2 separate regions of the Homo sapiens genome follow, and region 2 is linked to region 1. A link is a loop called in an ENCODE intact Hi-C map of the cell type or tissue named here. Cell type or tissue: mammary epithelial cell. All regions are shown on one strand.

What was found. Hi-C counts contacts between places; a loop is a spot of excess contacts. Peaks named below come from ENCODE experiments on the same cell type or tissue, not always from the same donor. Only the 100,000 strongest peaks of a DNase experiment are listed, where the experiment ranks them.
Region 2: a loop joins it to region 1, with 17 times the contacts of the local background. A loop is called at or near these places in 6 of 110 quality-filtered maps.

The regions. Positions count from the first base shown.
Region 1 is chr21:40,837,916-40,845,915 of GRCh38, reverse strand. All of the region lies in intron 1 of DSCAM (DS cell adhesion molecule), which reads left to right. Among named protein-coding and RNA genes, the nearest start is that of DSCAM, 5.2 kb to the left of the region's middle. In mammary epithelial cell, a CTCF peak has its summit at 3,772 (motif pointing left); DNase peaks (open chromatin) are centred at 95 and 785; H3K4me3 peaks cover 2,170 bases; H3K27ac peaks cover 4,659 bases.
Region 2 is chr21:40,139,302-40,147,301 of GRCh38, reverse strand. It overlaps DSCAM (DS cell adhesion molecule), which reads left to right. Exons shown (of 33, transcript NM_001389.5): 17 at 2,571-2,811; 18 at 4,598-4,744. Among named protein-coding and RNA genes, the nearest start is that of MIR4760, 69 kb to the left of the region's middle. In mammary epithelial cell, a CTCF peak has its summit at 3,280 (motif pointing left); a DNase peak (open chromatin) is centred at 891.

The DNA.
Region 1 (8,000 bases):
ATGATTTCTTCCTGGGTATTTAGAAAGCTATTGCTCTTGACTGAGTCAGACCCAATTAGTAAGTGTGACTGCACCTTAGGCTGCCTGTCACCGCATAAATATGAACTTACATGTATGAATGGCTTCCTCTCTTGTGGGAACCAGAGGAAATTGTCATCATTTGACATCGCCTGGGAGTAGCTACGGCTTAAATTCCCATTTCAAATTTTGGAACACACATCTGCATAAAATGTATAACCTACTGACAGTTGAAATTAAACCATTAAGCAGAATCCCCTAGCCAGAAGAGAGGAGAGAGAGAGAGAGAAAGAGAGGAGGGAGAGAGAGCGAGACAGACACAGAGACAGAGAGAGAGAGAGAGAGAGAGAGAGAGAGGAGAAGAAGAGAAGGTAAAAGAAGAGAAGAGAGGAAATCTGGCCCTTGTGAGAAAATACGAGAAGCAAAGGGGAGGCTCTAAGATTTTCCTGGAAGACACACAGGGAAGCTCTGTGTGTTGGCTGCAAGGCAGTGCATTTTCTTTGCCTACCTAGACAGTGCCTAAAGAATCAGCATACCAACAGGCCAGAAGAAATGCATGAGCATTGTCAATTTTTTAAAAAAACGGTGACTAAGAAAAGGTAGAGTTGAAAGAAGGTACTATCAAAATGAACATGAAAATGATACTTTGCTCTCCAGTATAACCTAAAGCAAAGTGTTTGAAACTTTCATTTTGAGATTTCCTAGCAGGAAAGAATTGCAACAAGTTCTGACAAGACACCCATCTTTCCCAGAGGGCACCATACCTGTCCTGTGTCCTCCTGGGAATTTCCCTTCAGGGACAGATGTGCTTAGGGAACATGCGGAGATGTGTCGGGGAAGTCAGCCCTTTCTGCTCTTCTGCTAATGCGACCTCCTAAGAAATGTAGAGATGCCTACACATGTGTTCCAAAGACACAGAGCCTTGACACCCTGTTTCGCCTGTCAGGGAGTACCTTTCTGAACTCCTTGGAAAGGCCTGGGTTATAAGAAGAAACAAAATTTGCACCCCATTGGGAAGTGTGTGTTTCAGGATGATGAAAGAGGCTGTGCTGGTTGTCAGTCAGCCAGTATTTATTTACAGTTTTAGCATTTTGTATGACAAAATGGTATGGAAGAATTTATGATACTGATACAGACTATTAGCCTCTGATACAGAGATGCTATATGTGTGTGTGACTTTTTTTCTGAATCAGCATTTTATAACTAAAATAAACAATCATAGAAATAATTATATATGGTAATACAATTATATGAAACCTCAAATATTCTGCAATATGAAAAATATATGCAAAAATTATGTAGGTACTCATATAGTGAGTTCTGCAAGTATTATTTTCAAGACTTTTAAAATCAACTGATAATCACCATTATTGTAATAAATATAGGTAGATTCCACAATATTAGACATAAACAGCAAACACAAATGAATATTTTACATTGCTGTATTACGTATTCTGATCCAATCTAGCAGAAGGCTATGGAACTGTCTTGTATAAAAATGCCCCTCTCTTTATATGATCAAGGATGAAAACATTAAAAGCCTGCTGTAAAGCTTTAGGATCTTTGAAGGGGGGAGGGGAAATCAGCTTTAAACAGTTTTCTAAGGTATGGTGTTCATTACATACTGGGGAAAGGATCATAAAATATATAGACATGTTGAAATAAAATAAGAATCCAGTTTGGAACTATGCCTGTTTGTAAGACCATATTTCAAAAATATAAGAGTAAATGGTTTCTACCTATCTGAATTAAACTTTAAAAAATTGAGAATATTTTTGTCAACAACTGTCATATTTTGTTATACCTCAACTTTGAAAAATTTCTGAATGTGTGTGATAAAAGATTGATGAATTCTAATACCTAAACTGATTATTGCTAGGCCTCAAGCATCAAAATGCCTGACATGATAACTTTTTTTTTTCATTTGTAAAAGATTATGTAGTTTAATATTTGGGGCTATTAAAATAAGCCCACAATACATCTGCATTTTAACAGTAGACAACAATATTTTTCTTATTGATGTATCAGAAGTACAGTTATTTCTTAATAAAAGTATGGTTGCTAGACAGGCTGCAGGCAGTATTTTTGAAAAAAAAAAAAAAAAAAAGAAGAAGTCAGTGACCAGGCCCTTCATAGGTTAAACCCTTAAATGAATGACCTCACCTGATGAGGTGCAGTATCGTGTTTTAAAGCAGTCAATTTGTTCTGCAATGTTCTGGAAATACACGCGAGCTTCTGTTACAGTGCAAGGAGCCAAGGTACACGTATGTGCAGACACTCACCCACACACGTCCCTCGGTGTCTTCTCAGCAAAGCTTCCTACTGCATTGTGTTTCATTACCATTTCTCCTGGTTTTAACCCCAGAGCACATTCTAGTTTAAAATTATTGCTAAAAGAAGAGCCAGGCCTTCAGACAAACAGAATGATGAAGAATTAGATTTATTATATGTAATATAGTTTTGCTAGTATCCTGGCATCTCTGTTTTTACACACACACACACACACACACACACACACACACACACACATGCATGCATTCCTGACATCATCTTTTCCTGAGCTGTGGGATTTTCAGTTCTACTGCATCCGCTTTCATGGGGCCTGAGGGTCATGGAGATTAGAGACGGTGGGGTGCTGGGAGTAAGAAGGTGCTCATTAAAGAGAAGATGAGTATGCAGCACCTTTGAGCTTCATCCATTCACTTGATAGGAAATTACAGAGCACACGCTTGCTATTTTATTTAATTAGAAGCAGACCTTTGTAAATACAAATGCACCTTAAGGACTTCAAAGGTGATTTTTATTTAATTCACATAAATGTATGTAAGGAAGAAATGTTATCAGGTGAACAATTTCAGGGCTGCCTCCACTTCCCTTTCTCCCCCATCTTTATTAAACAGATTAAAAAGCTATCCATAATCTCAGGGTTCACCTAAATTCCGAGGCCTTTTAACTTAAGCTGCATGCCCCTCCAAGATGCCCTCTGTAGGAAAACAAAATGCCACGCAGACCTTCAATAAATGCCAGTGGATCGTTCTCCACTTTTTGACTCTCTCCTTTGTCATTTTGGTGTGACCACGGTTTGCTGCCTCGGGGGATCAGTGAGTCACGGGGGGCAGAACCAGCGCAATACAGCATTCTGGTAGGGGAACTAATTTTGACTAAAATATTTGCCAATTCTAATCCCCAATTCCTGGACCTCCGGGTAGCTGGCAAGGTATTTTATGTTAGATGTGTCTGGAGTAAGGTGCACGGAGTATTTCGACAAGAGACTCAATTCAATGCGTATTAAAACTTGATTGAGAGAGGGAGAGAGAGAGGTCATTTTATAAAGAAAGACCTGTGAACACTGTAGATTGGAAATTTATGTTTGCAAAATAAAAGGATGGGTTTATCAAGTGGATGCATTTACAAAATGTGGCATCCAGGTTTCGTAAAATTAGCTGAATTCTACGGGTAAGATTATGAATGTGGCTCATAAATAATTAATAGGTAGTGAAAAAGAATGTATTTTGCATTAGGCAGTGCATTCAATAGTATTTCGGAAATGAGCACTTCGATTTCCTCGGTTTCCATGCGTGGCCCACCTCTCCAGAGCAGGGCAGGCACCCAGGGGTGTGCCCACACAAACAAGCGCGTGTGGGCATTTTCTTGGCTGCTGCGCTGAAGTGCACGCTGGGCCTTGGTGCCCGCACCCTCAGCCTGGGAGATAGGGAGGTGGTGCTACCTGCAGGCCGATTGTGTCCCCGCCATAGGACACTAGTGGGCGGCAAACCTCACAAGACTCTTGCAGCCAGCCTTCAGCAGAGCCAGCAAACCCAGCCGCCACCGAGGGAGGACTGCTCCATGCAGATGGTCAGGGGCTTTCTTCTGAAGACGCCTCCCCCACGATCTCTCAAGTTCACTGCGCCCAAACTCCGGCGTCGTAGAGTTCGTCTAACAGGAACCGGGCAAAGGCAACCGCAGGTCAGGCGAGGTCCAGCAGCCTTTGTTTTCAACTGTACAGCGGAGGACCGTATTCACAGCAATATCTAGAAACCTAGAAGGTGCCCAGAAAGGAAACACAGGTGTTGCAGCGGGTAGCGGGCCCGCAGAAGGGTGCATTTGCACCCCCTTTCCAAAGCCGCGAGGGAACCCCGGCGTGGCGCGCGCCTCGGAGGTGGCAGCTCCGGGAGCAGCTCCGCGCCTGATTGGCTGACCTTCCAATGTCATTCCAGGAGCCGCCGCTTCTCCTGCTGATGGTGACAGGGGTGATGCTGACGTGCCCGCTCCTCCGCAGTCCATCAATCTCCGCAGGCAAGGCTCCGGGACCGGGAGCCCCCTTCCCTCTCCCCCAGGCCCACTGGAAAACACCTGTTCCCCTGGACTGGGGGGTTAACTCTTCAAGTTCCAAAGACCTGGGCACAAAAATGCTCATCTTATCTCTCCGCGCCCCTCCCCCCAACTATATTTATGTTCTTTTCTTCAATGTTGTGAAAATGCCAGAAAATTCAAAGTTGCATTTCCCTTGCCGAATCTATGGGTTAAGATAAGGCAGTGGGAATGGAAGATTCCAGCAGCCCCACGGAGTATCCACTATGTCGTTCTGAATTCAAAGGGTGGAGCACACGGATGTTTTCTGCAGGTGACGCAAGGTCTGTCAAGGTGGCAGGAGGGAAGCAGGGACAGGATTTTGGTTCAGAGGTCAGACAGCTTCTGACCAGGACGTTCAGAAGGGTTGGGTTTCACAAATCTGCTCCTGAAAATCAGTTCCCTCCATATTATCCTTTTTCTAAAAATCTTGGCTGTTTCCTTGATGGAGTCTGTGGTAATCGTTACGCCTGCATTTAGGTGATGCTGATTTGGCTAGTGACTGCCTCTCTCACTAGCTAGACAGGAGCCTCCATAGTCTGAAATGCGTGCGAAGCCTGAGCGTGTCCTTAGCACAGAGCAGAGCACATGGTATGGAGTAGTGGAAATAGATGATGTTCCTTACGGAGTGAAAGGAAAAAGTGATAGGCAGAGCCTTTCTCCCCTCCTTAACTCCTGTCCACCTTCCTCCCTCCCGTCCACCTCTCTCTTCTGCCTCTAGCTGATTGGCTCCCCCTCTTAGTTTGCTTTCCTGGACTTGCTCTCCTGGTCCCTATCTTGCATTCTGACTAAACCACTGGACTCTTTTGCTCTACCCACCTTTTTCTGTCGTAGTGACTCAATCACGGTAGAAATGTTTATTTTCCAGAAACGCCTGTGGCTTGGGGCATTTTCTTCTCTTTTCAAAAAGAGATTCATATTTCGAGTATCTGATGGGACTTCATCACTGTTGCACAACAGCTATGTAATTGCTTTAGGTGCTCTTCCTGCCGTGCAGTGGGTCAAGTGTCACAGACAATAATTTCATCCATGTGCTGGACCCCTTGTTCTCAAGTGTACGCTGCTAAATGGCATGATTTAAAATTCCTATACAGTGTTTATTGCCCTGTCGCATTTTGAAAGCCAGCCAGAAACATCAAACCGACATTTAGGTTCCCCGCCCACTCCGCCACCCCCAGCTCTTGGGAATTCATTTCTTCATCAAAGAGCCACCCAGGACATCAAAACAAAGCTTACTTTCTCAGGCCTTAATTCATCTTTAAAAAGTCATACTACTGTTTTCTTCAGCATCCTATGGATTTATGGGTTTTTTGTCATTATCTTTATTTCTTATTTTGCAGATTCAAATATGACAGTTGCTATCTTCATCAAAGTAACATGAAAGGATATCTTAATCATTGTTAAAGTTGATTTTTGTCCAAATATAAAAATCAAATTAAGTGTCTTATAGCTTACAATATTTATCAGCTTTTGATTTTTGGACATCTCTATTTGTTCTATGTGATCAACGCTGATTTTTTAAAAATCATGCAACTGGATTAATTTTTGATCTTGAAGCCCCCTGGATTATGTAAATACATATTATGGTTTAACAGAGAGGGATGAATGGGATTGAGAAGATATATGTCAAGATATGAAGAAGGAAAGAGGCTACTACACAGAGAGTTAGAATGACAGGGATTAATGAATCTTGCCTGTATCCCTAGTTATTTTTTTTACTGAGAAGACAGTGAGTAAGATTTAAGAGTGAGCAAGCAGTCCTATTTATAGAAAGCTGTTTTTAAGTGCAGCCGCAAAGACAGTGAAAGAAAGAATTGAAAATGCAAGAGATCACCTCCATACTAAATGCTAGCTTCCCCTAACGTCCCAGCTCTGTACAGCATTTTGTAGGAGAAAAAAACAAAAAAAAAAGCATACCAACCCTTGCAGAAATATTATGAAATCTCTTTGGACTCTCTGCAGAATATTCTAGAAGTGCTCTCAGTCTTTAAGTCTATGTTAGGCTTGGGAAGCTGGGGATGAGAAGGCAATATATATATTATCTGGAAACAGCTTGAGTAGGTCTGAACAAAAGACTGGAGGTGAAGGGAGGACATTGAACTTGCAGCACTGCTACAAATATTTATTCTGCAATAAGCCTTGCCTTTCTTAAAGATGTTTCACGGCAGAATAGTAGGAGGGTGAAATCTGCATACATCTCAGTAATAAAGCAATTACTGAGAGAAGAGTTCAAATTTAGGATCCTGTGATTATCACAAGTCCCTCCATGTTAACCTGTTCTCAAACTCTGGGGTTTTAAATTGCAATATATGAAGTCCTTATTTGTCAGTCTGTGTCGGGCAGACAATATCACCCCAGGCTTTGTGATTGACACAAATGTTATTGGACAAGGGAAAAAGAATGCCACATGCTCTTATAAATGAAATAGTCTTTATAAGATTCCATATATAAGTGAGATCATGGATTTTGTATGTGTGTGTCTGGCATATATCACTTAGCTAATGTCCCCCAGGTTCCTTAAGTATATACAATTTAGCATAAAAAAAGAAATGAAATAGTTTTCCTTTCTAGGCCTGTATTTGTTACTTATAGCATTCTGGTTTTCCTGGTTCCAAGTGGGCTTTGGGTTTTATTAATAGTAGAATCGTTGAATTTTTATGCAAATACTGCTGATTTACAGGTTGGAAATCTGGACAAAATCAGACCTGCCCTAGAAGATGATGCTGTGGAAAGTGTTTGCCTTTTGTCTTATAAAGAACCATCTATAAAATGGATCATTTTGTCGCTAGTCTCTCCAGACTATGAAATTGGCATTTTGATAAGGTGATGGAAAGAAATTTGAACTATTTAATTACTGATTTTGATTCATACAAGCCTTGACTCTTTTAGTATTAAAATGAAGAAACAGGAAACAGTTTTAAGTCTGGTTTTACATAAAATTTACACTTTTTTCACACTGAAAATAAAACAGTAAAAGCCAGCTTATAGTTCTTTCTAAATATCCCAACTTTCTCATTATTGGATGCTTCTGCAAAACAGCAGTATGGTGATACCACTCCCAGTGTTGACCTTGATGACCTGAGGGTCCCAAAGTGGCTTCAGCATTATCATGGAGTCACCACAATGATCAGGTAGAAGCTGGTGTTAGGACCAGCGTGAATGGGTCACAGGGGCTGAGGGGGGCTGTTGGGAGGTAGCCCATGCCGTATACTGAAGAGCCATCCATGCCACTTCAGGTGGGTGATTGCAGTGGACTCTCTTACCATTGATTAATCTTCCTAATATTGAGTAAAGCATTGATTCTTCTCATAAGCATGAACTGCTGGATGATGGGAACATTTCTGTGATTGTATCATAAGAGAAAGACAAGTAGAAAGATAATTAGAACTGCTGCAATTCTATGTATATTTTAATTTAATTTATTTTTTTAAATACAAAAGACAGCTATATTTCCTATATAATAAGGAAACTTATTACTTTAAGGAAATATACTTTCTCACGAGAGAAACTCAAGATTCAATTCTTTTCACAGTTAGCCCCGCTGTGGTGTGATTTGATCTTGGGTTCCATAGAGATACAGAAAATCCAAGTCCCAGTCTGCTTAATTGCCATGTTTATTTTTTAATCTCGGC
Region 2 (8,000 bases), 700 kb after region 1:
GAACTACATGTCAGCAAGCAGGTCCCTTCATTCTTGTGGAGGATTTAGCTAAATTGGTGGCTCTATGAAAACACTTTCTCACAGGCATTTGACTTTACTGTCTACTCTTCTTGACCTGACTCCACAGCCCCCATACTGTGAATCCAACTTGCTGTCTTAGGGAGGCTTAAAGCCTCACCGGGAGCCAGTTGAACAATTAGAATATTTAATGGATGTAAATCTCATTTAAAAAATAATATTATTTTATTTGGGTCACTATATCTAACATTAAAACACTAGGTAAAATAGGGGAAATCTCTTTGTTGGTAAATTTGACTTATAGGTGACGTTTACAGGGAAATTCATTTGATTAATTAATTAGGTCACATAAATGTAATTCAGTGGTTGCAGCAAAACAATTTTCACATAGAGTAATTGAATTTTCAAAACATAGAATCTTGAAATCTATTTCTAAACAGTGAGAAAAGCCATAGCTCATCAATGCAAAAGCCAGCACATCTGTGGATTCAGAGGAGCATAGACATTTGTTTATAATAAAAAAGGTATGAGCTCTTCCACCAGGGTCTAACTCCGAGCCAACAGATACAAATAAATAAATGGTTTACGCGACTGTTTCACTGACACCTGCTGGCACCATGAATATACTAAATTAGATTGGCTGTTGGGAAAAGCAAGTGGAGTCCAAGAAAACCATAAATGGAGAAACTTGCTGTGAAAAACAAAAATGATTTTACTGCTCTTGGATAAGTCAGACTTACTACTAATGACAGGCTGAGGCATGGAATCCCCTGGGAAGTTATTATTAGGCAATCCATAAGTGTTTGCTGAATCCATCAATGCTGTTCATCAGCTCGAAACCTTCTTCTGACTTCTCATTGTCTGCCCTCCCCCGGTCACATTTGGCAGGTTTTCAAGGTCTTGCTCCACTCTGTCCGTTCCCTCCTGACTTACCGCTGGGCAGGTGTGCACCCTTTGCAGGCTCCACTCACCCCATCCTCCTTCTACTTCTCTGAGCCGTGCCCCGCCACCTCCCCCCCTCCGTCAAGCCCACCTGGGCTCTGAGTCTTCCCACCACTTCAGACCACCCATACTCACACTTTCTAGATGCCTGCTGGCCTTCACTTTCTTACCATGCATTTCCACACTTCATAGTTCTCTACAGGTTCTTAAGTGCTTATTTCCTCTCTGCAGGTCGATTATAAACACTTTCAGGACGGAGAAAGCTTTCAGAGGCTTGAGAGATCCAGATCCATAGTTTGTACTTAAATGTATGTGTGTACGTGTATATGTATATACATACATATGTACATGTATACATACATACACATGTATGTGTGTATGTATACATACACGCATACACATAAACACACATATCTGTTGACTGCCTGAAAGTCTACAAAACCTTTATTCCCTAGAGCCTCATCTTGGTGGCATTCGCATATCTTTTTTTACTTTTTGAGACTGAGTCTTGTTCTGTCACCCAGGCTGGAGTGCAGTGGGGCAATCTCAGCTCACTGCAACCTCCGCCTCCCGGGTTCAAGTGATTCTCCCATTTTAGCCTCCCAGGTAGCTGGGACTACAGACACCCACCACCATGCCTGGCTAATTTTTGTATTTTTAGCAGAGACGGGGTTTCACCATGTTGGCCAGGCTGTTCTTGAACTCCTGACCTCAAGTGATCCGCCCACCTCAGCCTCCCAAAGTGGTGGGATTACAGGTGTGAGCCACCGCGCCCAGCCTTATACCATCCTTGAAAAGGCTCTGGTTTCTAAATGAGTCCTACGCATCAGCCTAAATCCTACTTTGACCTGGTGGACCATCTTCACATCAGCAGGGTGGAGTTAGCACCAGCCTCTCTCTTGCCCCACATTTAATCACCCCCAAATCATTCCAGAATGATTCGGGGCTTCATGAAAGAGATTACCTTCCTATTGGGTGTGCACTCACCTTCCCATGCCAGTTTTCAACCTGGAAACACTGTGATTCTGGGATATTTCCTTAGAATGTAAGCTCCATGAGGACGGGGGTCTTTTCTTTTGTCTTCTTACATTTCCAAACTCAATTCTATTCCCTGGTGCCTGGAACAAGGCCTGGCACACAGCAGCGAGCCCGAGAGTTCTTGCTGGGTGCAGGCCTGAGGGTCAGTCTCACCCGGTCGTAAGCGTACCTGGAGACGCCACAAACATGATCTGTATTTTGACACTTTCTCGCCAGTTAGACAAGTCAACCAGTACATCATGAAGGACAGAATGAGAGCGCAGGCTCTGGGGCCCAACACCCATGTTCAGATTCCGCTCCTGCCATGCATACTCAGGTGACCTCCTGTGTCCATTGACGGTCCAGTGGCTCAGAGGGGCTGGGAGGGCCGGATGCATTCACAGGTAAAGGAAGGGTGCCTGGCACAGACCAAGTTGCACTGTACGTGGGTTTGCGGCTGCTACCGGACCACCGCCCCAGCATCGTGGCGATGACTCCACTTTATTTCTGCTTTCCTACGTGGGTGTGGGCGTTGATTTCGCTCTTGTCCTACCTCAAGACTTCTTTAGTGTGTTCTTTTCTCTCCTGTTTAGGCTCCCAAGAAACATTTGCAAAATGGGATTATCCGTGGCTACCAAATAGGTTACCGAGAGTACAGCACTGGGGGTAACTTCCAATTCAACATTATCAGTGTCGACACCAGCGGGGACAGTGAGGTTTACACCCTGGACAACCTGAATAAGTTCACTCAGTACGGCCTGGTGGTGCAGGCCTGTAACCGGGCCGGCACGGGGCCTTCTTCTCAGGAAATCATCACCACCACTCTCGAGGATGGTAGGTTCGGCCGGGGCCTGGTCGTGGCTTTTCCCTCCGCAAAGGTTCCCTCGGGTCTGCCCCGGGGCTCCCCCAACCTCGCACTCCCCCGCCCCACGACTTTGCAGTGACCTGCAGGGCCTGGGGTCTCGGGTGGAAAAGCCTTCCCTCGTGACCTCGCCCACCCCGCTGATCTGCCCGCCCTGGGGCAGGGCTGGACTGCAAAGCCAGCAAGTCCCTCCCTTTTCAGACTCTTCCTCATTCATTTCAGGTACAAGAATTGGGCTTTTCTGGAGTGAAAACAAGGCTCTCTCTATTACTGCAGAAGTCTCACGAGAATGCAGAAATGCTATTTGCTAAAAAACTTTCTCCCAAATGTTAAGAAGGTTTTTTAAAATTTATTTTATTTTTCATTGTTTCCTATTTTCAAGCATTCTGAGTACAGAGAAAAGGAATTTTCAGATTGCACAGTGATCGATCGCCCCCTAGCGGCCGAGATAAATTAATTAGCCCTTCCACCATGTCACTGAGAATAACCCAGAAGCTCAAATTTCCAGTAGTGCTTGAAAATAGAGAACCCTGGTATCCAGAGGCACAGTGTTTTAGGCAGGAAGTTAAGATATGGGGTTATTTGTAGCAATAAGTGGTAGCTTTGAAGGCAGGAAGCTGGCACTACATTTACCTCTTGTGCAGTTAGTCATTTGATCATAGATTTTTTTTTGAGACGGAGTCCGGCTCTCTCTCCCAGGCTGGAGTGCAGTGGCGCGATCTTGGCTCGCTGCAAGCTCCGCCTCCCGGGTTCACGCCATTCTCCTGCCTCAGCCTCCCGAGTAGCTGGGACTGCAGGCACCCGCCACCACGCCTGGCTAATTTTTTGTATTATTAGTAGAGACGGGTTTTCACCGTGTTAGCCAGGATGGTCTCGATCTCCTGACCTCGTGATCTGCCCGCCTCGGCCTCCAAAAGTGCTGGGATTAGAGGCGTGAGCCACCGCGCCCGGCCCTTGATCACAGGTTTGCGGAGGCAGATAGGACTTGCACCTGTAATATCTGACAATTTTTGCGAGGAGAGGAGTCTTCAATGACTTGCAGCCTGAACACTGGAATTGTCTATCTTCATAATTGCAATAGTCGTTAAATATGCCTTTGTTTTTGCTTCAATGCTCATTTTTCATTAAGATGCGTGTCTCAGCCAGTATTTTGCACCGCCCCAGCGCCAACATTTAAGGTTTACAAAAGCTCAGTACTAAAAATATTTTCAATATTCTTCTGACCTGTCTATGGTCTCTCTTCCCTCTAGAGAAAGGGATGAGGATGAGACAGGAGAAATCTATGATTATGTTTCTACTTTTTAGCACTTTACAATGGTTCAGCTTCCAATTTATATGCCAGATATTACTAAATACAGAGGTACCGTACTCTATAAAGTAAATGCAACTTAAAGAAGTAACTTCCAAGAGTAAGGGGAAAATAAATCAGACAAACAATGATTTTCTACTCAGGCAATAAAATTAAGAAGGGTACACGACTCAAGTCCCAACAACTGTCCTAAAAGTAAAGAAACTAAGTTGGAAAGAGAGACTATGGAATCCATTAGAATATATGCATTGACTCATGATATTTTACTGAGCACTGAGTTATCATAAGATTTTTCCAGGGAAGTGATCTTTGTTATTTTTTCTTTCATTTTGGGGTTGAGTGCAATTTTTTGCTTGCATATTGAAATATTAAAATACGTTGCTTTTTCGGTTATTGCTTTGCTCATAAACCACCCACAGTTATTACAGATTCTAATTATTTGATTTCAGTGCCCAGTTACCCCCCCGAAAATGTCCAAGCCATAGCAACATCACCAGAAAGCATATCAATATCCTGGTCCACACTTTCCAAGGAAGCCTTGAATGGAATTCTCCAGGGGTTCAGAGTCATTTACTGGGCCAACCTCATGGACGGAGGTAAGAGGACTAAACTAGGACTTTGGGTTTGCCTCCAGAGAATGCATGATGGAATTTGCAGACCCCTCCTAGTTCCTAACAAGGGGCTCAGGATATGGCGGGCACCTCTTTATCAATAGACACTTTCCCCTTTTCTGTCATCCCTCATCTGACATTTGAACAGGTCTCTTTGTTTAAAACATCACACACCTTCGAAACCCAAGTTGAAGCCTAGGCGGGGGCGGCACTTGGGAAATTTCAACATGGATGTATTTTCCTAATTATGTCTATGTCAAGGCTCTGCAGGCAGCACCAAAACCTCCATCTCTATCTAGAACATTCTGTGTGATATGTATTCTAAAATGTTGGCCTCTTCCTACTTCCCAAATAGAACTCCGCGGGGAAACGTTAAATTTCCTGTAGTTGTGCTGTAAGTGGGTGTGGGAAGAGTGCCCAGGCACATGGAGGGGGGCACTCAGGAGGGGGCCAGGAAGTTCAGGGCCCTCCCGTTTTGTCTCCTGTTTCTCTTTCTCCTCTTCCTTCCCCTTCTCCTCCTCTCTCTTTTCCTTGTTCTTTATCGTGTGTGTGTGTGTGTGTGTGTGTATTTCAAGTGGTAGGGCAAAATGTTCCTGTTTGTTTAGGGCAAGGCTTTGAATAAACGACTTTCTCAAGTGGACATAAGATTGGGGCCACAAGTTTCTTGCAGCAACACCTCAGTGTCTTCGCCCTCAGGCTGCGAGTGGTGCCCACCAGGCTGGGCCGGGCTGCGTGAGTGTGCTGGGGCAGAGCGAGGCTGCAGCCCCCAGCAGGAAAGGCCTCTGGAAGCCTGCTCACTGTCTCTGTCCCAAGCCTGGGGGGCCCACACCTGCCTCCTCCCCTGCCCTCCATTTCCAGCCCCCTCCTGCACCCCCCGTCACTGGACAGTACCTTCCCTCTTGTTTGGGGTTTCTTTTCTTTTTTTGAGACAGGGTCTCCCTCTGTCACCCAGGCTGGAGTGCAGTGGCACGATCTCAGCTCACTGCAACTCTCCACCTCCCCGGGCCCAAGCAATTCTCCTGCCTCAGCCTCCCAAGTAGCTAGGATTGCAGGCGTGCACCACCACACCTGGCTAATTTTCAGTATTTTTAGTAGAGATGGGGTTTCGCCAGCTTGGCCAGGCTGGTCTTGAACTCCTGGCCTCAAGTGATCTGCCCACCTTGGCCTCCCAAAGTGCTGGGATTACAGGCGTGACCCACCACGCCCAGCCTGGGGCTTCTTTCAACCCCTCTGACTGGGTGTGATCCCTGATGAGTGCTCACCTCTAATTTTGGGCAAATGCGGTCAAGGACCTATCCCTTCCCTGCTCAGGACCACCTGGATCTGTTCTACCAGGCAGACCCCTGTCCCCATGCAGGTAAACATAGGGCTCCACAGGTGGCAGCAGCCTCCACGGTTGGTGCAACAGTAAAGGCAAGAAGACACATGAGCAGCACAAGCATTACTGGCTCAGCGAGCATAGGCCTTTGAGCCTTAGCTCTGCATGTCCCTAACTGTGTCCCTAACATGTGTTTCTCAGGACTGAGAGCAGACCTCATGCCTTTGTTGCCACATGTAGTACCTGGAGCACTACCAGCCATGGGAGGCAATCTAGAAGGACCCCCCCCCGCCCTCCTTGGTCCTGCAGTAGACACATTTGCCAAACACCCACTCGACACTGAGCTCATGGGAAACACCAAGGTTGCTGTGTCTGTCCCTGTGGAGGTTCCAGACCAGTGACCGAGGGAGATGCTAATGAATACAGAACCACAGACCCAAGAAGGGACAGCCCCACAGAAGGGCAGATTTAAGTAGATGATTCTGTAACACCTTCACCCCTCCCACCTAAACACAAGTTTTAAAACACCCCAGAGTAAAGAGCAATGAAAATTTGCAAAAGTCATCTATTTTTATGGACAAAATACCATAGGATATCATTACATATGTTTCTTCTGATTTCTACTCCTTATATTGAGTGGATGAAATTAAATACCCTTAATGTTCTTTGAAAGGCAGTGTTATGCTAAGATGTCTTTTCTGTTCTTATTGGAAATATTTCAGAATCCAGTGGTGACTTCATCCACATCACCCATATTTTCTAAGCTCACTCACATTTGCTAGCATTGCCTGCTGGTATCTTCATTCTAAAATGAAAGATGTGGCTTCATACCTTTAAAGCTTTGAAAACTTGAATATTCAAAAACATAATTCTTTAAACAAAGAAATGCTTGGGAGTGTGCATGCAGCTTTTTAAAGATACTTTCACTCATGGGATTAAAATCAAAGTGATGAGATAAATGTGCGATGTAGAAGTCTGCACTTCATTTCCGAAAGATAAGCAAGAAACCTTCAGAAACATGAACCTGCCTGCGAATGGTCACTCTTCCTGCTACCTGAGAGATTTCGTTTATGAGGCAGGTCAGTTCACGGGGCTACTGGACACTTTTGCACAAACTCCCCAGACTGCAGCCTCCGGGACTGGCTGGATTCCCACAGACACTGAGCAGGAAGTGACTGCTGACCGACACCACATACACGTGCGCACACACCACACATACATGCACCCCACATACACCACACACCACACATACCACACACACACCTCACAAACATCACATACCACACCACACCCACACATATCCCACACTCACCACACACACCACACCTCACACACCCCACATGCACACACAACACACATACACACACCCCACATACACCACACATACCACACCACGCATACCACACACACACACCACACATACACCACATATCACACCACACACACATCCCTCATATACCACACGCCACATGACACACACCCCTCATACACATACACAAACTGCATGTACATCACCCACCACATGACACACACTCCATATACACCACATACCACACCACACGTACACAAACACCACATACACCTATGAAAGGAAAATATCTTTTTGGCCCCCAAAATCACTAAGGAAAAGTCAAGCTGGAAACTGCTCAGGGCCAACCTGCCTCCCATTCTATTCAAAGTCACCCCTCTGCTCACTGAGATAGATGCATATTTGATGGCCTCCTTTGGAAAGGCTGATCAGAAACTCAGAAGAACGCAACCCTTCCCCTCTCACCTACCTGTGACCTGTAAGTCCCCTCCCCGCTTCCTGTCTTCTTGCCTTTGCTTCAGGTTGTCCTGCCTTCCAGACCGAACCAATATACTTCTTACCTATATTGATTGATGTCTCACGTCTCCCTAAAATGTATAAAACCAAACTGTGCC